Regions from separate parts of the Homo sapiens genome. Here regions 1, 2, 3, 5, 6 and 7 are each linked to region 4. The links are chromatin contacts, found by Hi-C or POLR2A ChIA-PET in ENCODE. All regions are on one chromosome and are shown on one strand. Each heading gives the region's core, a stretch centred on a gene start or an enhancer-like site at or near the end of the contact. The rest is flanking DNA. Distances are from core to core; before and after follow the strand shown. Region 1 holds the start of TMEM248 (transmembrane protein 248). Region 2 has its middle 15 kb from the start of CRCP. Region 3 holds the start of ASL (argininosuccinate lyase). Region 4 holds the start of LINC03011 (long intergenic non-protein coding RNA 3011). Region 5 holds the start of TYW1 (tRNA-yW synthesizing protein 1 homolog). Region 6 has its middle 44 kb from the start of LINC02604. Region 7 holds the start of GUSB (glucuronidase beta).

Region 1 (3,360 bases), core at 273-2,772, 430 kb before region 4:
GCGACAAGAGTGAGACTCTGTCTCAAAAACATATATATATATAATCTACCTTTCCTCCTTGCCACAGATGCAGCTAGAGCCTAAACGGAGAAGGTGCCAGTTAACTAGCCTTTGGTGATTTTAGCATTGAGACTCCGGTGCTAGCAGTGATTCCAGTCCACCTGATTCAGGCCACAGGAATTCTCCCAGAATCTTCACTACAAGTTGAAACTCCAAATCCTTAATCCTAGAGAGTAAATGCACTTAGGGTCAATGCACACCTAAGTATACCTTAGGTGCGCGACAGGTCTATTTCCTGTCAGAATCCCTAGATGAAAAGAGGAAGTAGATGGACACCCTTATCGGTCAAGCGCTGATGGAACACTCATCTACAAATGAGATACACATGCTGAGACCCTAAGCTGACCCAAGCTGATGGTGCTATCGAGACAAACCACTTTATCACATATTCATCAGCAGTCTCGGAGTTTTTCTTCCCATTCCCTCCCGTAGCGGCTCACCTTTGAGGCAGGAAAGAAGCAGTTCAGGCGGAAGCCACAATCTTTACAAAGCAGGCTTCAGAGAAGCTCACCATTCATCAGCCAGTGAGGGCTGTCACCTGCTAGTTGAGAACTAAACTCAGACATCAGATTCTTCCACAAAGGCCTCCTCACCAGCTGTCCGATGGGTACGGCGTTCAAACGACTCAAAACAGCACAACAAGCCTGGTTTTATTTCTGATGGTCCCCATCAAGGGAACTGAAACTACATGCCTCTAGATTACCTTGCGATCACTCCTCATTTTATTAAAAACATGAAGAAAGAATCCACCCCATTCCGGATATTTACCAAGCTTGACACAGGGAACACCACTATGCCATTTAACTTTGTGGACGTACGTGAGTCTCTCCCTCCCACCTTTCTGAGATGTGTTTCACTGCCAAACGGAGAAGAAACGCAAACACTCCCCAAAGCCGAAAAATGGCAAACGACCAAGATGTTTCCCGTGCCAAATCCGAATTATCCAGGCCTCGGCTCCAGACGTGGGAAGTCCCGCCATCTCCAAGGCCGGCAGGGAACCCTGGCTCGGGGGACGCGAGTGGGCAAACCCCAGTGTGGGGGGACCAGGCCGAGGTCGGCCGATGCTGGGCGACCCCCGCCAGCAGTTGGGGCGGGGTCTGCACCCTGAGAAGCGGTGAAAAAAGCCGGCGGAGGAGCCGCTCCCGACCAGCACGCTCCCCGCTCCCGGCCCCGCGGGCAGCCCCGACTGGGCCCGACCCCAGCCCGCCCTCCAGCCCCGGCTCACCCCGCCCCGGCGGGCAGCTGCGCGCCCCGGGCCCAGCCGGGCCAGCTGCTCGGCGGACGCCCGCGGTCGCGCTGGGCTCACTCGTGGCGGCGCGTGGCGGGCCCGAGGCCGCTAGGCACCATCTTCTCCCCGCGCCGGGGGCAGCGTCTGGCTCCGCGGGGCCGACGCGAAGACCAGACGCCAACCGGGCTCCCGCCGCCGCCTCAGTTCGGGCTCCGGCAACCGCGGTTTCCGGGTGAAAAAAAAAAAAAAAACCACGCCACCTCCAACGCCGCCGTGACCTCCGACCCCGGGCGTCCGACGGTGGCGCGGCCGGGACAAGCTTCGTCAGAGGCAGGCGGCGGAGACCACGCTTCCGGGACGGGTAGCGTGCATGCGGACGTGCGTGGAGTGCGTGATGGACGTTTATGGGTCTGTGTGCCGGTCTGGTGTTGTGCGTGTGCGTGTGTGCGTAGTGCGTGTATGTGGCTTGTAGTGTGCATCGTGTACAACGGTGTGTGCAGTGAGTGCATGTATGTGCATCTGTGTGCGCGTGTGTGGTGTGTGATGGTATGGGTGTGTGCATGCGTAGATGTGTAGGGAGTGCGCACACGTGTGCATGCTCATGTGTGTGCTATGCGTGTGTCTGTTGATGTGCTTGTATATTAATCACTGCTGATAAACATGTAATTTTGGACCAGGCGCGGTGGCTCAGGCCTGTAATCTCAGCACTTTGGGAGGCCAAGGCAGGAGGATCGCTTGAGTCCTGGAGTTCCAGACCAGCCTGGGTAACATAGGGAGTCTCTGACTCTATTTATAAATAAAATAAAATGAAAATGAAAATTTTTAAAGTATAATTTTGTACAATCACTTTGCAAAGTAATTTGGCATTATGCAGTACACTTAAAGATATACACATCCTCTCTTGAGAATATATTACCCTGGAGAAACAGTTGCACCTATGCACAAGTAGACAAAATAATGCTCATAGCAACACCAATGTTTTTAGCAGCAGTATGACTCACTAAAAATTGGGGAGAAAAAGCAGATGTCCATACAGTCAAATGTAAAAACCAACTTTGATATATTCATGGTTTGGTTTGTTTTTGTAGAGACAGGGTCTCCCTATGTTACTCAAGCTGGTCTCGAACTACTGGACCCAAGTGATCCTCCCACCTCGGGAGGATCTGGGATTACAGGTGTGAGCTGCCACGCCTGGCCCATCTTCGTGTTTAATCGGGTACAAAAGACCAGTGAAAATTATTTAATACAGCTCACACAATTATGGTAGTCAATTGCAGACTATATTGGCAGGGACCAAATCACAAAATGGTACACTGCTACATATTTCCATTATGTAAAATTCAAAACAGGCAAGTTCATAACATATTGTTTAGAGATGCATACATAATTGTTTGAACTGACATGAAGCATGAGAAAAAGATGTATAAACTTCATGTTAAGTGTTAGGGGAATGGGATGGGGGAGGAGTACAGGGTGCTTTAAAGGTAATAAAGTTTTGTTGTTCTTGCTTTTGAGACAAGGTCTTGCTCTGTCACCCAAGCTGGAGTGCAGTCGCATGATCATGGCTCACTGCAGACTCGGCCTCCCAAGCTGAAGTGATCCTCCTGTCTCAGCCTCCTGAGTAGCTGGGACCACAGATGTGCACCATCGTGCCCAGCTAATTTTCATATTTTTCACAGAAATGGGGTTTCCCCCAAATTGCTCAGGCTGGTCTCAAACTCCTGGGCTCAAGTGATCCGCTCACTTCCACCTCCCAAAGTGCTGGGATTACAGGCATGAGCCACCACACCCAGCCATCTTTAACAAAAGTTTATCAGGTGAAGCCTGTAATGTTCAACACAATGGCTCAGTTCCTTCACTGAATACCCTCTTATTTCCATGATTCTTGCCCTCTTTTGTTATCTTGCACCATTTGAATTATCTTCCTTGTTGTAATGGGTGTGACATTATCTGCAAGTGCAGGCAGTATTGAATTGTGTATATAATGATGGAACCAAACTTCCTAATGAGATGTCCCTTACCAGGCTAGGACTGATAATGTAATTAAAGGAGCCCCACCACCAATGGCACCA
Region 2 (3,195 bases), core at 283-2,782, 390 kb after region 4:
GGTGTGAGCCACTGTGCCTGGCCTCATTTTTTTTTTTTTACTTCACTTTATTGTGCTTCAGAGATATTGCATTCCTTAACATTTTTTAAATTTAAAAATATAAATAGGCCGGGCGCAGTGGCTCAAGCCTGTAATCCCAGCACTTTGGGAGACTGAGGTGGGCGGATCACAAGGTCAGGAGATCGAGACCATCCTGGCTAACACGGTGAAACCCCATATATACTAAAAATACAAAAAAATTAGCCGGGCGTGGTGGCGGGCACCTGTAGTCCCAGCTACTCGGGAGGCTGAGGCAGGAGAATGGCGTGAACCCAGGAGGCGGAGCTTGCAGTGAGCTGAGATTGTGCCACTGCACTCCAGCCTGAGCGACAGAACAAGACTCTGTCTCAAAAAAAAAAGATAATAATAATAATATTTAAAACAATTTAGATGGGGGGGGGTCTCGCTATGTTGACCAGGCTGGTTTCGAACTCCTGGCATCAAGCAATCCTCCCATCTCAGCCTCCCAAAGTGCTGGAGTTACAGGCGTGAGTCACCATGCGTGGCCCATTTTTTAACATACTAGAGGATTGTGGCAACCCTGTGTTGAGGTAGCGTATTGGTGCCGTTTTTCCAACAGCATGTGTTCATTCGCTGTCTTTGTGTCACATTTCGGTAATTCTTATTGTATTTCAAACTTTATTACTATTTTTTTGAGACAGAGTCTTACTCCATTGCCCAGGCTCAAGTGCAGTGGTTTGACCATAGCTCACTGCAGCCTTGACCGCCTGGGCTCAAGTGATCCTCTTGCCTCAGCCTTCTGAGTAGCTGGGATGACTGGTTTGTGCCACCATTCCTGGCTAATTTTTAATTTTTTTTTAAATTTTTATTTTTGTAAAAACAGGGTCTCACTATGTTGGTCAGGCTGGTCTCAAACGCCTGGGTTTCTAGCAATCTTCCCGCCTCAGCCTCCCAAATAGATGGATTACAGGCGTGAGCCACTGCACCTGGCTCTTTTTTTTTTTTTTGAGATGGAGTCTCACTCTGTCGCCCAGGCTGGAGTGCAGTAGCCCGATCTCAGCTAACTGCAACCTCCGCCTCCCAGGTTCAAGCGTTTCTTCTGCCTCAGCCTCTGGAGTAGCTGGGAGTATGGGTATGAGCCACCAAGCCCGCTTGGCTGTTTCTTTTTCTTCCTCCCTCTTTCCTCCTCCTCATTCTTTTTCCTCCTCCTTCCTTCCTCCTTACTGCTGCCCCCCAAATTGCTGGGATTACAGGCATGAGCCACCGTGCCTGGCAGTTTCCGTCTCTTCCTTCTCCTCCTCCCCCCTCCCCTCCCCTCCTCCTTTACAGGCCTGAGCCACCAATCCATGTAGTTTCCTTCTCCTCCTCCTCCTTTACAGGCATGAGCCACTGCGCTTGGCTGTTTTTTCCTCCTCCTCCTCCTCCTCCTCCTCCTTTACAGGCGTAAGCCACCTCGCCTGGCTGTTTCCTCCTCCTCCTCCTTTACAGGCTGCGCCACCACACCTGGCTGTTTCTCCCTCTTCCTCCTCCTCCTCGTCCTTTACAGTCGTGAGCCACCTCGCCTGGCTGTTTCCTCCTCCTCCTCCTCTTCCTTCTCCTCCTTTACCGGCATGAGCCACCCTTCCTGGCTGTTTCTTCTTCCTCCTGCTCCTCCTCCTCCTCCTTTACAGGCATGAGCCACTGTGCCTGGCTGTCTCCTCCTCCTCCTCTACAGGCGTGAGCCACTGCAACTGGCTGTTTCCTCCTCCTCCTTTGCAGGCTTGAGCCACTGTGCCTGGCTGTTTCTTCCTCCTCTTTCTCCTTTACAGGCGTGAGCCACCACGCCTGGCTGTTTCCTCCTGCTCCTCCTCCTCTTCCTCTTCCTTTACAGGTGTGAGAGCCACCAGGCCTGGCTGTTTCTTCCTTCTCCTCCTCCTCCTCATTCTCCTCCTCCTTTACAGACCTGAGCCAGGGAGCCTGGCTGTTTCTTCCTCCTACTCCTCCTCTACAGGTGTAAGCCACCAAGCCTCGCCGTTTCCTTCTCCTCCTCCCTCTCCTCCTTCTCCCCCTCCTCCTCTTCTCCCCCTCCCTCCTCCCCCTCCTTTCCTCCTCCTCCCTTCTTCCTTTCCTCCTCTTCCACCTCCTTCTCCACCTCCTCCTCCTCCACCTCCTTCTCCTCCTCCTCCACCTCCTTCTCCTCCTCCTCTCCTCCTCCTCCCCTCCTCCTCCTCTCCTCCTCCCCCTCTCCTCCTCTCCTCCTCCTCCCCTCCTTCTCCTCTCCTTCTCTCCTCCTCCTCCCCTCCTCCTCCTCCCCTCCTCCTCCCCTCCTCCTCCCCTCCTTCTACTCCCCTCCTCCTCCGCTCCTTCTCCTCCCCTCCTCCTCCTCCCCTCCTCCTCCTCTCCTCCTCCTCTCCTCCTCCTCTCCTCTCCGCCTCCTCTCCTCCTCTCCTCTCCGCCTCCTCTCCTCCACTCCTTCTACTCCCCTCCTCCTCCGCTCCTTCTCCTCCCCTCCTTCTCCTCCCCTCCTCCTCTCCTCTCCTCCTCCTCCCCTCCTCCTCCTCTCCTCCTCCTCTCCTCCTCCTCTCCTCTCCGCCTCCTCTCCTCCTCCTCCTCTCCTCCTCCTCTCCTCCTCTCCTCTCCTCCACTCCTCCTCCTCCACCTCCTCTTCTTTCTCCTCCTCCTCTTCTTCCTCCTCCTCCTCCATCTCCTGCTCCTCCACTGCTCCTGGCTGTTTCTTCCTCCTCCTCCTCCTCCTCTTCCTTCTCCTCCTCCTCCTCCTTTAACAGGCATGAGCCACCACACCTGGCTGTTTCCTCCTCCTCCTTTACAGGCTTGAGCCACTGTGCCTGGCTGTTTCTTCCTCCTCCTCTTCCTCCTTTACAGGCATGAGCCACGGCCTGGCTGTTTCCTCCCGTTCCTCCTCCTCCTCCTCCCCCCCCCACTCCTCCTTCTTTCTTATGTATGTATTTATTTATTTATTTACTTACTTATTCATTTATTTTTAGACAGAGTCTCCCTCTGTCACCCAGGCTGGAGTGCAGTGGCATGATCTCAGCTCACTGCAACCTCTGCCTCCCGGGTTCAAGCAAGTCTCCTGCCTCAGCTTCCCAAGTAGCTGGGACTACAGGCTCCCGCCACCACACCCGGCTAATTTTTGTATTTTTAGTAGAGATAGGGTTTCACCATGTTGGCCAGGCTGGTCTCGAACTCCTGACC
Region 3 (3,255 bases), core at 159-2,658, 420 kb after region 4:
GAATTCCTGGGCTTCAGCAGTCCTCCCGCCTCGGCCTCCCAAAGTAGAAATATCAGTATTGTTGTGGTTAGCCACCATTTATTGAGCACCTACTGTTGCTCAGCCCTGTGCTAGGGATTTCACATATGTTATTACGGCCTTTTATGAGGTGGGCAATATTACCCCTATTTCACAAATGAGGAAAGAGGTTTAAAGGGCTCAAGTGACTGGTACAGAAACCAAGTCTGTTTGGCTCCAAAGTCCAGGCCCTACCCCCCTGCCATGACCCAGAAGCTTGCAGGGCACTGAGCTTGCAGGGCATTGAGAAAGAGGAAGTGAATTGCTAGCTAATGAAGGCCAAAAGGGCCTGGAACCCAGACCTCCTGCTTCCCGGAGTTCCCTTCATCAAGCATCAGGCGAACAGCCCCTCTCACCTGAAGGGTCCAAAGCAATGGCCTCATAATCTAGTGCCTTACAGAGTGAGGCCGACAGCTATTATTACCCCCATTGCCAGATAAATCAACTATGGCCCAAGGAAGGAAAACCTCTGCCTGGGAATCCAGCATCTCAGTGGTCAGGAGGAGAGGCCAGGAGCCACTGACCCTAAGAGGCAGGGTCCAGTGAGACAGGAAGGGACCAGGCACCAGGGTTGCTGGAGCCACGAGGCGACGTCCCCTTTTTCCTGGCTCTTTCCACATGCCACAGTCAAGGACAAGAACACTTAGGGGCTGAGCTTTATTCTATAAACAGGGACAATTGCTCTAGCAGGAGAAGGGATGTGGTGTGGGGTGGGACCTGACAGGAGGACACGTGGTAAGAAGGAAGGAAGAGTTGGAAGGCTGAAGGCTTGGGAGCCACTTTTCCTGGCCAGGCAGGCATCACTGTGAGGTGAGGGCAGAGCCACTCTACCCCTAGTAGTGTGGGTTGGTGGGTTTGCCACAAGGGCTGCCTGCGGATACTGGTGAGTCCTGGTAAAGGTGACTGCTGGGCTCCAGATGATGCGCCCGGGAGGGCTGGGGGTGCAGGCTTCCTAGGTAATTTTCAAAATTGCTTCCTGGAGGGCGATTCCCAGCAGGGTGGCCCGAGGCAGGTCTGGCGCCCCCACTCTCTCCTTTGGAGGCTAGGAGGACCGGAGTCCCCGAGGTCCCACTCACCTCCGAGGCCATGTTGGGCGGTTCCTCGTCGTCCGGAAGCTTCGGTCCTCCGGGTCTGGAAGACAAGACCGGACTGACGACCTCCTTGGCCAGCAGGGTCCCCCGGGCCGGGCTGGCTCCGAGTTCTGGGCACTGCGCTTGAGGGAGCGCAGCCCTTGGGGACGCGGACGTGAGCGCGCGCCACGGTGCTCGGCGTCCTCCACGCCCGTCCCGCCCATCCGGCCGCCGCGCACTCACCTCCGCCTGGCCGCACGGATAGTGTCGCGCCCGCCACTGGCCAGGGCTTTTCTGGCCGGGATGGCGTCAGCAGCCGCCGGTCCTGTCCCCACCCCTGGCGACGGCCGCGCCAATAGGAGGCCGCCCGGCGGGGTGGGCGTTGCCTCCATCCTCCAATCCTGGCCGTGGGCGGGGATACCTCCCGCTGAGCTGGAGGCTAAGCGGCCCCGGGGCGGGGAAGCGGGCGGGGAAAGGGTTGGGGGGACCCCGACGGGGAAGGGGCCTGGGCTGGGGTTGAGGAGGGTAGTGCGCTGGCGTTCGTGCTGTGGTCAGCAGACACGCAGGGGACTGGAGACTCGGGCCAGGGGTAGAGGCTATGACATCAGGCCCGGGCCTGGCAGGTTCACAAGATATATAAGGTGAAATGGCATGTTCGCTCATTCACTCATTCATTCATTCATTCAACAAACACGTACCAGGCACCTCTATGTGCCAGGTACAGAGAAAGGCATCAAGGAAAAAGGAAGGACCATCAGAAATGAAGCCTGTGCCAGGCGCGGTGGCTCACAGCTGTAATCCCAGCACTTTGGGAGGCCGAGGTGGGAGGATCGCTTGAGGCTACGAGTTGGAGACCAGCCTGGGCAATACAACAAGATCCCGTCTCTACAAAAAAATTAATAATAATAAAAAAAAAGCCGGGCGTGGTGGTGCACGCCTGCAGTCCTAGCTACTCAGGAGGCTGAGGCGGGAGGAGCACTTGAGCCCAGGAGTTCGAAGCTGCAGTGAGCTATTGTGCCACGGCACTCCAGCCTGACTCCTCTAAAAAAGAAAAGAAACGCGGCCGGAGGCCGGGCGCGGTGGCTCACGCCTGTAATCCCAGCACTTTGGAAGGCCGAGGCGGGTGGATCACGAGGTCAGGAGTTTGAGACCAGCCTGGCCAAGGTGGTGAAACCCCGTCTCTACTAAGAATACAAAAATTAGCCGGGCACGGTGGCGGGTGCCTGCAATCCCAGCGACTCCGGAGGCTGAGGCAGGAGAATCTCTTGAACCCGGGAGGCGGAGATTGCAGTGAGCTGAGATGGTGCCATTGCACTCCAGCCTGGGTGACAGAGCAAGATTCTGTCTCAAAAAAAAAAAAAAAAAAAAAAAGAAAGAAAGAAAGAAAGAAAGAAAAGAAAAGAAAAAAGAAACGCAGCCGGGCACAGTGGCTTACGCCTTTAATCCCAGCACTTTGAGAGGCTGAGGCGGGCGGATCACCTGAGGTCAGGAATTCGAGATGAGCCTGGCTGACATGGTGAAACCTTGTCTCTATTAGCCGGGTGTGGTGGTGGGTGCCTGTAGTCCCAGCTACTCCGACAGCTGAGGCAGGAGAATCACTTGAACCAGGGAGGTGGAGGCTGCAGTGAGCTGAGACGGCACCACTGCACTGCAGCCTGGGCGACAGTGAGACTCTTGTCTCGAAAAAAAAAAAAAAAAAAGAAAGAAAGAAAGAAAAAGAAAAAGAGAAGAGAAAACAAAGAAAGAAACGAAACAAAAGAAATGAAGCCTGACTTCAAGAAGTTCCAACATAGCATGGAGGAGGTGTGCAGGGAGCACAGGCGTTGGGGAGGGGGGCTATGTTGGGTACTCAGGGAAGAGGTCCTTGATCTGATTAATTAATTATTCAACCAAAATGTCAGGCTGGATTCTAGGCACTGGAAGTACCCTGAAGGGGCTTCTAATGAACCTGTCTTCTGCATTGGGTCTTGGAAGATGGGGGGAATTTGCCCAGGGAAGAAGGGGAGAACATTCCAGGCAGAGGGAGAAGTCTGGACAAAAAATGTGACTGGCCTGCTTTAAGAACAGGAAATCATCCAAGTGGCTGTAACTATAACAAAAGGTAGGGAGGAGAGGTGGAAGGAGTTTG
Region 4 (3,236 bases), core at 641-3,140:
AAGAGTTATCATAGTAACTGAAAAAAAAACCCCAAAAACCAGAAGAGTTAAAATGCCATTCTTGCTGCTCTTTTAATTAATCAACCCTAAAAAGGCTAACTCACTTGGACACTACTTAATTAACAATCAATTAGTAAGGAAAAGATATTGAAGCAGTAAACTTAAGTGGCGGCGAAAAGTTCTGTTGACCAAACATGGATTCTCTCCTCCTAGAACCAAGTTACAGTTGGAGTTACAGAAAATACTTTGAACAGGTCCTTCGGCATCCTGTAGGAAATCAGACAAAAACACAGATCAGTTACTTTCTCTTTTTTCTTTTTTTGACACAGTGTCTCACTCTGTCGACCAGGCTGGAGTGCAGTGGCGAGATCACCGCTCACTGCAGCCTCCACCTCCTGGGCTCAAGCGATCCTCCCGCCTCAGCCCCGCAAGCAGAGGGGACTACAAGCCCGTGCCACCATGCCCAGCTAATTTTTTGTGTGTGTGTGTGATGGAGTCTCGCTCTGTGGCCCAGGCTGGAGTGCAGTGGAGCGATCTCCGCTCACTGCAAGCTCCGCCTCCCGGGTTCACACCACTCTCCTGCCTCAGCCTCCTGAGTAGCTGGGACTACAGGCGCCCACCACGACGCCCAGATAATTTTTTGTATTTTTGTAGAGACCGAATTTCACCATGTTGCCCAAGCTAGTCTGGAACGCCTGAGCTCAAGGGATCCGCCCACCTAGGCCTCCCAAAGTGCTGGGATTACGGGTGTGAGCCACTGGGCCGGCCCAATAACTTTCTTCAGTCTGAGCATGAGCACTGGAAGAAAAGCTCTCACTTGCATATATTTTTTTTTTAGAGACAGGGTCTCCCTCTGTCACCCAGGCTGAAGTGCAGTGGTGTAATCTCGGCTCACAGTAACCTCAACCTCCCGGGCTCCATCGCATATATATATATATATATACACACACATATATATAGTTTTTTATTTTTTAGACGGAGTCTTGGTCTGTCGCCCAGGCTAGAGTGCAGTGGCACGATCTCGGCTAACTGCAGCCTCTGCCTCCCGGGTTCAAGCAATTGTCTGCCTCTGCCTCAACCTCCCGAATAGCTGGTATTACATGTGCCCGCCACCACGCCCGGCTAATTTTTGCATTTTTAGTAGAGACGGGATTCACCATGCTGGCCAGGATGGTCTTGAATTCCCGACCTCGTGATCCACCTGTCTCGGCCTCCCAAAGTGCTGGGATTACAGGCGTGAGCCACCGCGCCCGGCCCGATCGCTTATATTTTTAAAAAGATGTTTTCTTGGTTTCCTAGCCCCTCGTACCCCCTACAAAGTTCCAAAGGCTTTGATGTTGTTGCAACGGCCATCAGAGGTCAAGCCGAGGGGTGCAGCTCCCTAATGCGGTGCAGCCTCAGACGGGGCCGATCCTGCCCAGGATGAGCGGCGCCAGGGGTGGGGGACGCTGCCGGCGTCCCCGGGACCTGGCTGGGGGAGGAGTTGGGGGGCGCACCTACACAGGCTCAGGTGACGCGAGTGTGCGGCAAGGGCTGTAGCCGGAGCTAGCGGACTTGTGGCCACTGAGGAGCTTCTGCCTGAACGTGCCCTCCAGGCGACAGCCGCTTGGTGCGCAGCGCCTGCTCGCTAAGCGTCAGGCCCTTGCTGCGCCCTACGCCGCAGGCTGGGAAGTAGCGCAGGCAGTAGTAGTACAGGCAGCGGTAAAGCTCCTCCTTGTAGCTTATTGGTGTCGGCGGCCTGGTCTGGGCCTGCGGACCCTAACCCACCGCCTGCTGACACTGACCGGCAGTCTGTGGCCATGCGTCTGCGCATGCGCTCTCCTGGAATACCCAGCCGCTGCGCCTCGAGTTCCGATTGGTTCTACAGAAGGGGCGGGCCTGTGAGATATCACAGGGGCGCGCCTCAGCTGACGTCACAGGCGCGGGCCTTCCGGCGTCGTAATAGCGCCGGCCTTCGGCGACGTCACAGTGGCGCTACAGTGCCTGGAGCTGCGCTGGTTTTTCCTCGGAGTGGAGCCTGGTAACCGCGACTTCCCCGCCATGTTCTGTGTGTTGCTGGCTGGAGAAGGGTGGTTGACAAACTCCGACCCAGCACAGTGTTTCTGTGGGTCAAAACTAGAAAACTATGTCCAGGCTCGGCCGAGGCGGAAGGATCCGTTCAGGCCAGGAGTTAAAGAGCTGCCTGGGCAACATGGCGCGACCCCATCTCTGTAGTCCCACCTCAGCTTCCCAGATACTTGAACCCCAAGGTTCAAGGCTGCAATGAGCTATGATCCCATCACAGCACTCCATCCTGCGAGACGGAGGTAAACCTTGTCTAAAAAAATAAACTATCCAAGTGTACAACAGGGAGGGACTGCTTAAAGAAAACATGATAATTGTATGTTCAAATACTTTTAACAAGTGCAAAATGTATAGGCTGAAATAAATAGGGCTGGCCGGGCACGTTGGCTCACGCCTGTAAATTCCAACATTTTGTGTGCTCGAGGCATTCCGATCAGTAGACATGGGTGAAACCCCATGTCTACTAAAAATATAAAAATTAGGCCAGGAACTTTGCATCGTTTTAGGGGGCTCGCATCTCCCTAAGGGCCCGGTAATTGAACCCCTTGGACCTGAGGGTGAGAAACCTTGGCTCAGTTCTTCCCAGGGTGATCAGCCCAGGGGTAAGCGAGGAGAGACCAGAAAACAGGACCCATGAGAAGGTCCCCCTCCTGGAGTTTGAGGCCCATTCCTTCTTGTCCCTGCGTCTCCTCTTTCCAGGACTCCTCCCTGCTCTGCCCCACTCCTGGGAGTGGGGTCATGGCCATGGGGGGCTGCTTTTGGGTACAGGCCCCAGCGGCAACCCTGGGCCCAAAGTGGGCAGGCTCACCTGGAGGGGATCAGAGTCACATGGCAAGACGCAAGGGGAAAAGCCGCGCTGGAACCGCACCTCTCTGCCCCCTGATGTCAGTGGGTGCACTCTTCCCTCACCTCACTCAGGCAGCGGCTTGAGTTCCATGGGAGCACTGTCCTGCTCCCTCTGCTGCCTCTTTTTAGTCTTGGGGCTACTATAACACTTTCCCTTCCCCAGCCCTGCCAACCTGGTGGGACATTGGGCTTCCCTCTTCCTGGGGACAGGCGGGTCCTGGGGACAAGCCTGTCCTGTATCATACCTGCAGCGAGACTCTTTTTTTCTCCAGGACCTGCGGAGCAGCCAGGCTTCATGAGTTAAATGCAGATCTGAACCATACCCA
Region 5 (3,062 bases), core at 73-2,572, 500 kb before region 4:
TGCTAACAGCAAAGCCCAAATAAATGTAAAACCTGTTTATCCATAATGATATTAAAGGTGAGAAGAGGTCCCATGTATCCGCAGAAGGATCTAAATTTAAAATGACACACACAATTTCATTTAAAGCTACATATACAAAGATATCCATCCCAATTTTAAGAAGAAAATAAAACCAACCTTACATTCAACAACCCAGCTAAGAAATCTAATTTAAAAATCAACTGTTGGCCGGGCACGATGGCTCATGCCTGTAATTCCAGCACTTTGGGTGGCTGAGGCGGGCAGATCACCTGAGGTCAGGAGTTCGAGACCAGCCTGGCCAACATGGTGAAACCCCGCCTCTACTAAAAATACAAAAATTAGCCGGGCGTGGTGGCGCGCACCTGTAATCCCAGCTACTCGGGGGGCTGAGGCAGGAGAACTGTTTGAACCTGGGAGGGAGAAGTTGCAGTGAGCCAAGATTGCGCCACCGCACTCCAGCCTGGGCGACAGAGCAAGGCTCCATCTCGGGGGCGGGGGGGTGGGGAACAACTGTAATAAAAATAACACACTATGTAGTAACGTAATAAAATTATCACACTGTTAACACTAACTCAAAGAAAAAACAGAATATAAAATTGTATCTTCACTTCGAAATGAGCATTTAGAAGCAAGAGAAGGAACACAAAGTAAAAATACTTCATGTGAAATTAATTTTGTTTTGTTGTGCTTGCTCCATAAAAAAAGCTTAAGTAGTAAAAGCACTCTTTTTACTAACTGTACTTTCAAAGGCTCACGGTTAAACTTGTAAAAGATTCTCAAGTAACTGACCTTACACCTCATTTTTTTTTTTTTAAGAGAGATATGCAGGGACCTGGCTTCAAACGTTCAACCTGGGAGCAATTTCAAAAGTCGAGGCCTGAAATTTAGGCTTTACAGGTGCAAAAGTCCTAATACACGTAGGTAAAGTGGGAGGGGTAGTTTTCTGTCTAACCCCCTAGCCTCAAAAGGCAAAAGCCAGGTCAAAAGTAGGGATCAGTCCTCCTTGCTCTCAGCGGCGACTAGCCGGTGCTGTCAAGTGCAACAGTCTCCGAAGGAAAGGGACCGAGGACGCCACTCCGCCCGGAGAGGGTCTCAGTAAAACGTTTACCTCCCCTGCCGCCCCAGGGTCCTTGCCCGCCGAGTGCCCTTACCCATCCTCCTCAGAGCCGACAGGAGACTAGGATCTCGGACCTGGATAGCCCGATGATTCGCACTGGTACCGCGAGACGCACCGAGCTACCTCGCCGCGTTAGCGGCGTACCGAGTGCCTGCAGACCTGTGGGCAGCCATGACACTGCCAGGCCGGTCCTGATTGGTTCAGAGGACGAAGAGGTGGGCCCAGAGGAAAGCCCAGAGCTCCGGGAAAGGAAGCCAGTGCCCGGTGCGCTCTCGGCCCTGCTCCGATTGGCTCAGAGGGGAAAGGGGGCGTGCCCAGAAATAAGCACCTCCCAGAGTTCCAGGCGATGAAGGCGGAGCGCTTCCGCCTCCATTTGGATTGGCTCAGACTGGGAAAAGGCGGGCCCAGAGAGAAATGATTGGCATGGGAAAATTAAAAGAGGAAAGGAGCGGGGAGCGGGGGAAATGCTATGTGGGCCTGTTTGGATCTTAACTGAAATAAACCGACTGTAGAAAGGCATTATTTTTGGGAAACCCGAGGATGGACTCGCTATTAGATGATATTAAGGAATTGTAGTTAATCTCGTCGCGTGTATCTGTTAAGGGCTATAGGCTGAAGTATTTAATGCTGAAACCATATGATGGTTTCTTTAAAATACCCCCAACCGGCCGGGCGCTGTGACTCAAACCTGTAATCCCAGCACTTGGGAAGCCGAAGCGGGAGGATCGCTTGAGCCCAGGAGTTCGAGACCAGCCTGAGCAACATAGTGAGACCTCGTCTGTACAAAAAATTTTTTTTAATTATTTATTTAATTAAATTAGCTTGGCGTGGCCGCTCACACCTGTAGTCCCAGCTACTTGGGAAGCTAACGCTGGAAGATCGCTCGAACCCAGGAGGTCGAAGCTGCAGTGGGGCCATGACCCTGCCACTGCACTCCAGCCTGGGTGACAGAGTGAGACTGACTTAAAAAAAAAACTGTAAATAAAAAAGCAACAAAAAAATGAAAAAAGAATAAAACAAGGATGGCAAAATGTTGATAGCGGGGTGATGGGTACATAGAAGGTTCATTACACTTTTTTGTCTACATTTTATGTTAAAATATTTCTATTATAAAAGGGTGAGTAAATAAAAATATTTATTATAAAATAATTCTATTATAAAAAATATTTATATTATAAAGTGGGTCTGGCCCTTGAATTCCGCGGAACGAGGTGGTGCCAACGCTGTGTTTTAACCCGGTCACTAAACATCCGCGAGCATCCTGTCAGAGCTCTCAGCTCATTGGCGAAAGTAAATACGCCAAGGAAAAGCACCTCCCTTTTTGGGCGTGGAAAGATGGCGTAAAAAGCCACAATACGCAGGCGTCATCGCTCACTTTTCCCCTCCCGGCTTCTGCTCCACCTGACGCCTGCGCAGTAAGTAAGCCTGCCAGACACACTGTGACGGCTGCCTGAAGCTAGTGAGTCGCGGCGCCGCGCACTGGTGGTTGGGTCAGTGCCGCGCGCCGATCGGTCGTTACCGCGAGGCGCTGGTGGCCTTCAGGCTGGACGGCGCGGGTCAGCCCTGGTTCGCCGGCTTCTGGGTCTTTGAACAGCCGCGATGTCGATCTTCACCCCCACCAACCAGATCCGCCTAACCAATGTGGCCGTGGTACGGATGAAGCGTGCCGGGAAGCGCTTCGAAATCGCCTGCTACAAAAACAAGGTCGTCGGCTGGCGGAGCGGCGTGTGAGTAGCCCCCTCCCTCGGGCCTGGGCCTGGGCCTGAGCCGTCACCTCCGAGGCGGCCTGTCTCTGCCCAAGTCGAGTGAATGGGCCAGGCTGGGGTGTTGGCCGGGGAGGAAATGGAACATTCCTGCTGTGAGCATGAGACGTCGCTGTCCGAGCTTGGCGCCTAAGCCAAGGGTTTCTTCTTTATTTGGTTGG
Region 6 (2,975 bases), core at 259-2,758, 370 kb before region 4:
GACTGTCACATGCAATAAAAGAACTGAAGCAGCAAATGGTCTTGATTTGGGTTTCCTTCCACCCTACACGGCTCCAGCAAACAGAGGAGTGAGTATGCCTGCGGTGCTCCTGACACATCTAGGGTAGTTCCTATTCACAGTGGTCAACCTTTGGGATTTTCCACACATCGCAGGGTCATTGTCGATGCCCCTGGGTAAAGTGTAGTAGCCTCAACCTCCTGGGCTCAGGCAATCCTCCTACCTCAGCCTCCTAAGTAGCTGAGACTACAGGTACATGCCACCATACCTGGCTAATTGCTAAATTTTTTTGCAGAAATGGGGTCTCACTCTGTTGCCCAGGCTGGTCTCAAACTCCTGGCCTGAAGCCATCTTCCTGCCTCAGCCTCTCAAAGTGCTGGAATTCCAGGCATGAGCCATTGTGCCCGGTCAAGTTTAGCTGATTCTTTTACCATGCTCAATTTCCAAAAAACACAGGAGGGCAGAGGTGGGGCCTCTCATGCAGATCCTCCTTCTCAGGCGTCATCTCCTAGTGACATCCTCCTTCTCAGGTGTCATGAATCTTAGTAACATTATGGTGGCATCGCTAATGATAAACAATTTTCACCACCTGATCTATTTTATTACATCACTTGGAAACATAATGACTTAAAGAGTGGGAAAGATTATTTAGTTTATGGATCACTGGCTGATTTACAGTCAGATATAAGGAGAGATAAAATATCACAAAAAATGCTGATGAGAAGAAACTTAACATTTTGACTTTGTTCAATACATTAAGTTCTTAGAGACGTAAAATAGGATAAGTAGTTCAAAAACTAAGTACACAAATTCTGCAAATAACATACAATTAGTGACCTAAGTTTGTAGTTGCCAACTGAGTAGCACCTAGAAGCTGGTCTCTGAAGACTCAGTGAGTGCCATGCACCCCGCTTCAAATCCATAGGGAGGGCAGGACTCCTAACCCAGGAGACTTGGCTTCTGTGCACTAAAACTCAAAGGGTCTGTTTCAGGAGAAGATGAGGGCCCCAGGGTCATGGGAACATGGATCCCCACTGCAGCCTTCCTTGCTCAGGACAGCTTGCGGCCCTTCCAGATGTGGTGCCTGCAGTCCCTCCTGCGCCCTTAAGTGTCACAATGCATGCTACATGGCCAAAAGCCACAGACATTTCTGCCAGCTTAGAGAACAGTTTATTGCCATGGATTCACTCTGTGAGTATTTGTTGAGCACCTGCTTGAGAAGTAAACAGGACAGGCATGATCTGCGCTGTCAGCACTACTGTACTACAGTGGGAGGAAAAAGTCAGCCAGCAGGGCTTTGTGAAAAATGAAAGGAGGATGAGTCAGTGAGCCTCACAGCTGAGGTGAGACGGTGCTCAGTGAAGACCTCTCCAACATGGTGACATTTAAACTGTGACACAAATAGAAATGAGAGGCACAGAAAGCCCTCAAGTAAGAGCATTCCACAAACACCAGGCCTCAGCCCGACAGCGCCAGGAGGCTGTGACCTGAGAGGAAGAAAGGCACACAAATGACCATGGTGGCTGGCACAGAGCAAGTGATCCACAGAGGGGATGCAGGAAAGCAGAGAAATGGCAGGAAGCAGCTCCCCCACGCCCCTGCAGAACCCATCAGGGGCTGTGAGGTTTACTCCAAGTATAGTGAAAGCCACTACAGATGACAGTCCAGAGAATGACAGGCTCCACCTCCTACTTTCAATGAACTGACCTGGCTGCGCTGTGGCATGACTCCCACTGAGAGCTGGAGGGCAGTGAAGGAGGATGGGGTAGGATCTGAGCTTTCTGTTCAGGGCGGAGTCAGGAGGCCTTGCTAGGCTGGATGTGGGAAGGCAGGAAATCACACCTCAGCGTAACTCCTGGGCATCTGGCTTGGGCAGCTGGTAGACCCTGAGAGGAGCTCCTGAAAAGGGGAATGGAGACTCTGCCTGGGACACATGAGGTCTGAGGAGGAATCAAACAGGTAGGCAAATACAAAGGTCTAGTACGAGGGGCATCTTCAGGGCCAGAAATGAGAGTCTCAATGACACAGACAATATAATATTTTTAAGAAGTGGGCAGGGTGGGATTGTCTGTAAAGAAGACACAGTAAGAAAAAAGAAAGAGGGCTCAGGGTGAAGCTGCTGGCTGGCACTCCCCAGTGTAGAGAGGATAAGGGCAGGGGCCTCAAGAGACTGAAAATGAGACAGGGAGGAGCCAAGCAAGAGCCCACAAGGTTTGAAAATTTCCATAAAAATAGTTTTTAAAAGAGTATTGGGGAGCAGGTGACAACAACCTAGAATTCTGCTGAGAAGCAGAATAAAAGTGGGGCAGACAGTGACTTTGGGAGGCAAAAGATGTTGTAGGAAATATCAAAACTAAGTATTTGAGGTGTTGATGAAGTGTCTAAGGAGCAAGACAGAAAAGAGAGCTTCGCTGAGGCTTCATCTTCAAATGCAGTGGTGGCTGCTGTCAAAGCTCTCTCTGTTACCGCAGAGCGGCACCCAGGCACAAGTACAGCCCAATAAAAAGGATTCCCAACAGTCTCACTCTTCGTGCATAAAACCCTTGACTGTACAGAAAAATGTACTCAGTAAAAAGCATATGGGTTTCCATTACCTGACTCTCTCTCCTGTTATGACTAAAACTTTAATAATGAGTGCACATTAAAAACAGTAAGACGGCCGGGCATGGCAGCTCACGACTATAATCCCACCACTTCAGTGGGTCGAGGCAGGTGGATCACCTGAGATCAGGAGTTCGAGACTAGCCTGACCAACGTGGTGAAACCCCATCTCTACTAAAAATACAAAAATTAGGCAGGCCTGGTGGCAGCTGCCTGTAATCCCAGCTACTTGGGAGGCTGAGCCAGGGAGAATTGCTCGAACCTGGGAGAAAGAGGTTGCAGTGAGCTGAGATGATGCCAGTGCACTCCAGTGTGGGTGACAGAGCAAGACTCCATCTCAAAAACAAACAAACAAA
Region 7 (3,391 bases), core at 581-3,080, 510 kb after region 4:
TCCAAGTTGTACTTTCCTTCTTTCCTTCCTGTTCTAAAGTTTTTTAATATTTTTTTTTTTCCTGAAATGGCATCTCACTCTGTAGCCCAGGCTGGAGTGCGGTGGCGTGATCTCAGCTCACTGCAACCTCTGCCTCCTGGGTTAAAGCATTTCTCCTGCCTCAGCCTCCCAAATAGTAGGGATTACAGGTGCCTGCCACCACGCCTGGCTAATTTTTGTATTTTTAGTAGAGATGGGGTTTCTCCACGTTGGCCAGGTTGGTCTCAAACTCCTGATATCAAGTGATCCTCCCGCCTTGGCCTCCCAAAGTGCTGGAGTTTGGAGTTACAGGCCTGAACCTCTGTGCCTGGCCTGCTTTTTTTTTTAGACTGAGTCTTGCTCTCTCGCCAGGCTGTAGTGCTGTGGTGCGATCTCGGCTGACTGCAACCTCTGCCTCCCGCGTTCAATCGATTCTCCTGCCTCAGCCTCCCGAGTAGCTGGGACTACGGGCGCATGCCACCATGCCCAGCTAATTTTTTAGTAGAGATGGGGTTTCATCATATTGGCCAGGCTGGTCTCAAACCCCTGACCTCGTGATCCCCCCACCTCCGCCTCCCAAAGTGCTGGGATTACAGGTGTGAGCCACTACGCTCAGCACTGGCCTGCTTTTTAACAAGCTTTTACTACTGCTCTGCAGCTTACCTCCCTCTGGCTTTCTGCCTTATGCCCCTCAGTGCAATTCTTTCTTCTGAGGAGGCAAGAATTGAGGTTGTTGCTGATGTGTAGGGATTCACCACCCGGAACTCCACCAGTAACAGGTCGAGGATGCTAGTTGAAAATGTTATGTAAGCTGCATGCTTTTTACAAATGGTAGTGGTTCTCATGTCCAGCAATGGCCACTGCACCGTCCCTGTATGAAAGTCCCCTCCATAAATCTATGTCTCCTTTGCTGTCTCCAGATCTCCTCCTCTACCTCTCCCACACGGTGCCTTCCCTACTGGAGTAAACTGGGGTCCCGCAGGGCACCCTTTCCCTGCAATTTTTTTTTTTTTTTTGAGACAGAGTCTCGCTCTGTTGCCCAGGCTGGAGTGCAGTGGTGCGATCTCGGCTTACTGCAGCCTTTGCCTCCCGGGTTCAAGCGATTCTCCTACCTCAGCTTCCTGAGTAGCTGGGATTACAGGCACGCACCATCACGCCCCGCTAATTCTTTTTTTTTTTTTTGTATGTTTACAAAATAGGGACGGGGTTTCACTATCGTTGGCCAGGCTGGTCTCGAACTCCTGGCCTCAAGTGATCTGCCCCCCTCGGGTTCCCAAAGTGCACCTGGCCTCTCTCCCTGCATCTTTATGTGCCTGCAACACCAAGAGGGAGCTCTTGGCCCCTGGGTTAAGGTCAGGGCTCCAGAAGCCCAGGGTCAAGGCTATGGCCGCATCCCAAGGACGTGCATCCCTGCAAGAGGCTGCATCAGACAGGCATGGAAGAGGCGCCGCTGGGGCCTCCTTGAATTCCTGCTGGGAAAAGCAAGTGGAGGTGCTCCTTGAAGAAACAGGGGGATCCCACCGATCTCAGGGGTTCTGTTCTGGCCTGCGGCCCTGGATCGTCCAGCCTGGGTCGGGGTGGGGAGCAGACCTCGCCCTTATCGGCTGGGGCTGAGGGTGAGGGTCCCGTTTCCCCAAAGGCCTAGCCTGGGGTTCCAGCCACAAGCCCTACCGGGCAGCGCCCGGCCCCGCCCCTCCAGGCCTGGCACTCGTCCTCAACCAAGATGGCGCGGATGGCTTCAGGCGCATCACGACACCGGCGCGTCACGCGACCCGCCCTACGGGCACCTCCCGCGCTTTTCTTAGCGCCGCAGACGGTGGCCGAGCGGGGGACCGGGAAGCATGGCCCGGGGGTCGGCGGTTGCCTGGGCGGCGCTCGGGCCGTTGTTGTGGGGCTGCGCGCTGGGGCTGCAGGGCGGGATGCTGTACCCCCAGGAGAGCCCGTCGCGGGAGTGCAAGGAGCTGGACGGCCTCTGGAGCTTCCGCGCCGACTTCTCTGACAACCGACGCCGGGGCTTCGAGGAGCAGTGGTACCGGCGGCCGCTGTGGGAGGTGCGATCTCGGGGCAGGGCCGGGAGGCGCCCGAAAGCCCGGCGGTGGGAGTAGGGGAGCCCGGGCCCCCCGCAGACTTCTTCCCCTGGGCGTCTCCGAGCTGGGGCCCGCAGGAGGTTAAAGGTCAACGGGCTTGGGGGCGCCGGCTTGGGGGACGGGGGAACAGGAGCACCCTGGAGGGCCGGGGCGGATTAGGCAGGAGGAGAAAAGGCTCTTGCCGAGCCCTTTCCCGAGGTAAAGGCTGAGTCTGTGCAGTATCCTTCCTTTCAATATTTATTTTTAATTTTTAAAAATTTTTTTGAGACTGGGTTTGCACCTGTTTCCCAGGCTGGGGCGGAGTGGCGCCAGCCTAACTTCTGAGCTCAAGCGATTCTCCCGCCCCAGCCTTGCAATTTAGGGGGTGCCAACACGCCTGGCTAATTGAAAAAAAAAAAATTATCTGGGCTCGGTGGCTCACACCTGTAATCCCAGCACTTTGGGAGGTGGAGGCGGGCGAATCGCCTGAGGCCAGGAGTTTGAGACCAGGCTGGCCAACATAACAGGGTGAAACCTCATCTCTACTAAAAATATAAAAATTAGCCAAGTGTGGTGGTTCATGCCTGTAATCCCAGCTACTTGGGAGGCTGAGTCAGGAGAATTGCTTGAACCCGGGAGTAGAGGTTGCAGTGAGCTGAGATCAGGATGCCACTGCACTCCAACTTGGGCGACATAGTGAGACTACGTCTCCAAAAAAAAAAAAAAGGCAAAAAAACTTAAAAAAAAAAAAAAGATACAGGGTGTCACTATTTACCCAGGGTGGTCTCGAACTCCTGGCCTCAAGCCATCCTCCCACGTTGACCTCCCAAAGCGCTGATTACTGGCATGAGCCACCCACACACTCTGGCCACAGCGGCATGCACTGCACAGAGCTGGGCCCGGGGATCGGGAGAAGGTGACAGTTTAGATGTCCTGAGGTCAGCTCTGCCGAGGCAGGAAGTCCCTTGGTTTTCAAGGTTCACATAGAGGACAGGACATGACATCAGGCCCAGGACGCCACCCCTGTTCCCCTCCTGACTTGGATGTGATCTGCAGAGAAGTGGAACTGGGTGAGGTCTGGGCGGCTTTTGCCTGGTCTACATCCTCTTATTCTGACTTTGCAGCATTCAGTACAGGAGGGAAAGAGGAGGGGGCTGGGTGCCAGTGTGCACCCCACTCACAGTGTCCTAAGCAAAGCTCCCCCCATTCCTCCAACCAGCCTTCCTCCCTGTGACAGGCAGTGGCCATCTGCCTCTTAGTCACAGGTCTGAACCTTCTTGCCTCTGGCTGGGATGTGGCCCTGGGCT

What was found. Hi-C counts contacts between places; a loop is a spot of excess contacts on that map. ChIA-PET counts read pairs that join two places held with the same protein, here RNA polymerase II (POLR2A). Pooled maps may share reads with other maps.
Region 1: a map of CD8-positive, alpha-beta T cell shows a loop between it and region 4 (32-fold over the local background). The contact joins the promoter of TMEM248 here to the promoter of LINC03011 in region 4. A Hi-C loop is called at or near these places in 6 of 168 maps with a recorded cell type or tissue (CD4-positive, alpha-beta T cell, CD4-positive, alpha-beta memory T cell, CD8-positive, alpha-beta T cell and 1 more), 4 of 37 single-sample maps with no recorded cell type and 20 of 50 pooled maps. POLR2A ChIA-PET finds 5 or more read pairs at or near these places in 7 of 52 experiments (CD4-positive, alpha-beta T cell, CD4-positive, alpha-beta memory T cell, GM12878 and 4 more).
Region 2: a pooled map shows a loop between it and region 4 (4-fold over the local background). The contact joins the enhancer-like site here to the promoter of LINC03011 in region 4. A Hi-C loop is called at or near these places in 4 of 50 pooled maps. POLR2A ChIA-PET finds 5 or more read pairs at or near these places in 3 of 52 experiments (OCI-LY7, PC-9 and activated naive CD8-positive, alpha-beta T cell).
Region 3: a loop to region 4 is called in a map of endothelial cell of umbilical vein, with 14 times the contacts of the local background. The contact joins the promoter of ASL here to the promoter of LINC03011 in region 4. A Hi-C loop is called at or near these places in 3 of 168 maps with a recorded cell type or tissue (endothelial cell of umbilical vein, naive thymus-derived CD4-positive, alpha-beta T cell and natural killer cell), 12 of 37 single-sample maps with no recorded cell type and 20 of 50 pooled maps. POLR2A ChIA-PET finds 5 or more read pairs at or near these places in 13 of 52 experiments (A549, AG04450, BJ and 9 more).
Region 5: a map of natural killer cell shows a loop between it and region 4 (20-fold over the local background). The contact joins the promoter of TYW1 here to the promoter of LINC03011 in region 4. A Hi-C loop is called at or near these places in 10 of 168 maps with a recorded cell type or tissue (B cell, CD4-positive, alpha-beta T cell, CD4-positive, alpha-beta memory T cell and 6 more), 14 of 37 single-sample maps with no recorded cell type and 27 of 50 pooled maps. POLR2A ChIA-PET finds 5 or more read pairs at or near these places in 15 of 52 experiments (CD4-positive, alpha-beta T cell, CD4-positive, alpha-beta memory T cell, CD8-positive, alpha-beta T cell and 10 more).
Region 6: a loop to region 4 is called in a pooled map, with 5 times the contacts of the local background. The contact joins the enhancer-like site here to the promoter of LINC03011 in region 4. A Hi-C loop is called at or near these places in 5 of 50 pooled maps. POLR2A ChIA-PET finds 5 or more read pairs at or near these places in 2 of 52 experiments (Caco-2 and WTC11).
Region 7: a loop to region 4 is called in a map of B cell, with 37 times the contacts of the local background. The contact joins the promoter of GUSB here to the promoter of LINC03011 in region 4. A Hi-C loop is called at or near these places in 10 of 168 maps with a recorded cell type or tissue (B cell, CD14-positive monocyte, CD4-positive, alpha-beta T cell and 6 more), 10 of 37 single-sample maps with no recorded cell type and 21 of 50 pooled maps. POLR2A ChIA-PET finds 5 or more read pairs at or near these places in 7 of 52 experiments (CD4-positive, alpha-beta T cell, GM12878, MCF 10A and 4 more).

The regions. Positions count from the first base shown.
Region 1 is chr7:66,919,387-66,922,746 of GRCh38, reverse strand. TMEM248 (transmembrane protein 248) reads right to left here and starts at 1,522. Exons shown (of 7, transcript NM_017994.5): 1 at 1,286-1,522. RefSeq lists a silencer at 1,231-1,480.
Region 2 is chr7:66,098,453-66,101,647 of GRCh38, reverse strand. No RefSeq gene overlaps it. Among named protein-coding and RNA genes, the nearest start is that of CRCP, 15 kb to the left of the region's middle. RefSeq lists an enhancer at 882-1,443. Within about 2 kb of position 1,532, at least 38 of the 41 ENCODE cell types and tissues checked have a DNase peak (open chromatin) inside an H3K27ac peak, as active enhancers do; they include OCI-LY7 and PC-9, where a contact is called at or near this core.
Region 3 is chr7:66,073,972-66,077,226 of GRCh38, reverse strand. It overlaps ASL (argininosuccinate lyase), which reads right to left and starts at 1,408. Exons shown (of 17, transcript NM_000048.4): 1 at 1,371-1,408; 2 at 1,134-1,188. The coding sequence starts at 1,145. RefSeq lists an enhancer at 858-1,137 and a silencer at 1,238-1,767.
Region 4 is chr7:66,492,286-66,495,521 of GRCh38, reverse strand. It overlaps LINC03011 (long intergenic non-protein coding RNA 3011), which reads right to left and starts at 1,890. Exons shown (of 2, transcript NR_134573.1): 1 at 1,785-1,890; 2 at 48-267. RefSeq lists an enhancer at 1,992-2,201.
Region 5 is chr7:66,995,093-66,998,154 of GRCh38, reverse strand. TYW1 (tRNA-yW synthesizing protein 1 homolog) reads right to left here and starts at 1,322. Exons shown (of 16, transcript NM_018264.4): 1 at 1,173-1,322; 2 at 1-90. The coding sequence starts at 1,176. It overlaps SBDS (SBDS ribosome maturation factor), which reads left to right and starts at 2,569. Exons shown (of 5, transcript NM_016038.4): 1 at 2,569-2,865. The coding sequence starts at 2,738. RefSeq lists a silencer at 1,452-1,571.
Region 6 is chr7:66,858,729-66,861,703 of GRCh38, reverse strand. It overlaps the pseudogene GTF2IP23. Among named protein-coding and RNA genes, the nearest start is that of LINC02604, 44 kb to the left of the region's middle. RefSeq lists an enhancer at 1,660-1,719. Within about 2 kb of position 1,508, at least 4 of the 41 ENCODE cell types and tissues checked have a DNase peak (open chromatin) inside an H3K27ac peak, as active enhancers do.
Region 7 is chr7:65,980,652-65,984,042 of GRCh38, reverse strand. GUSB (glucuronidase beta) reads left to right here and starts at 1,830. Exons shown (of 12, transcript NM_000181.4): 1 at 1,830-2,069. The coding sequence starts at 1,860. RefSeq lists enhancers at 1,655-1,784, 3,241-3,391.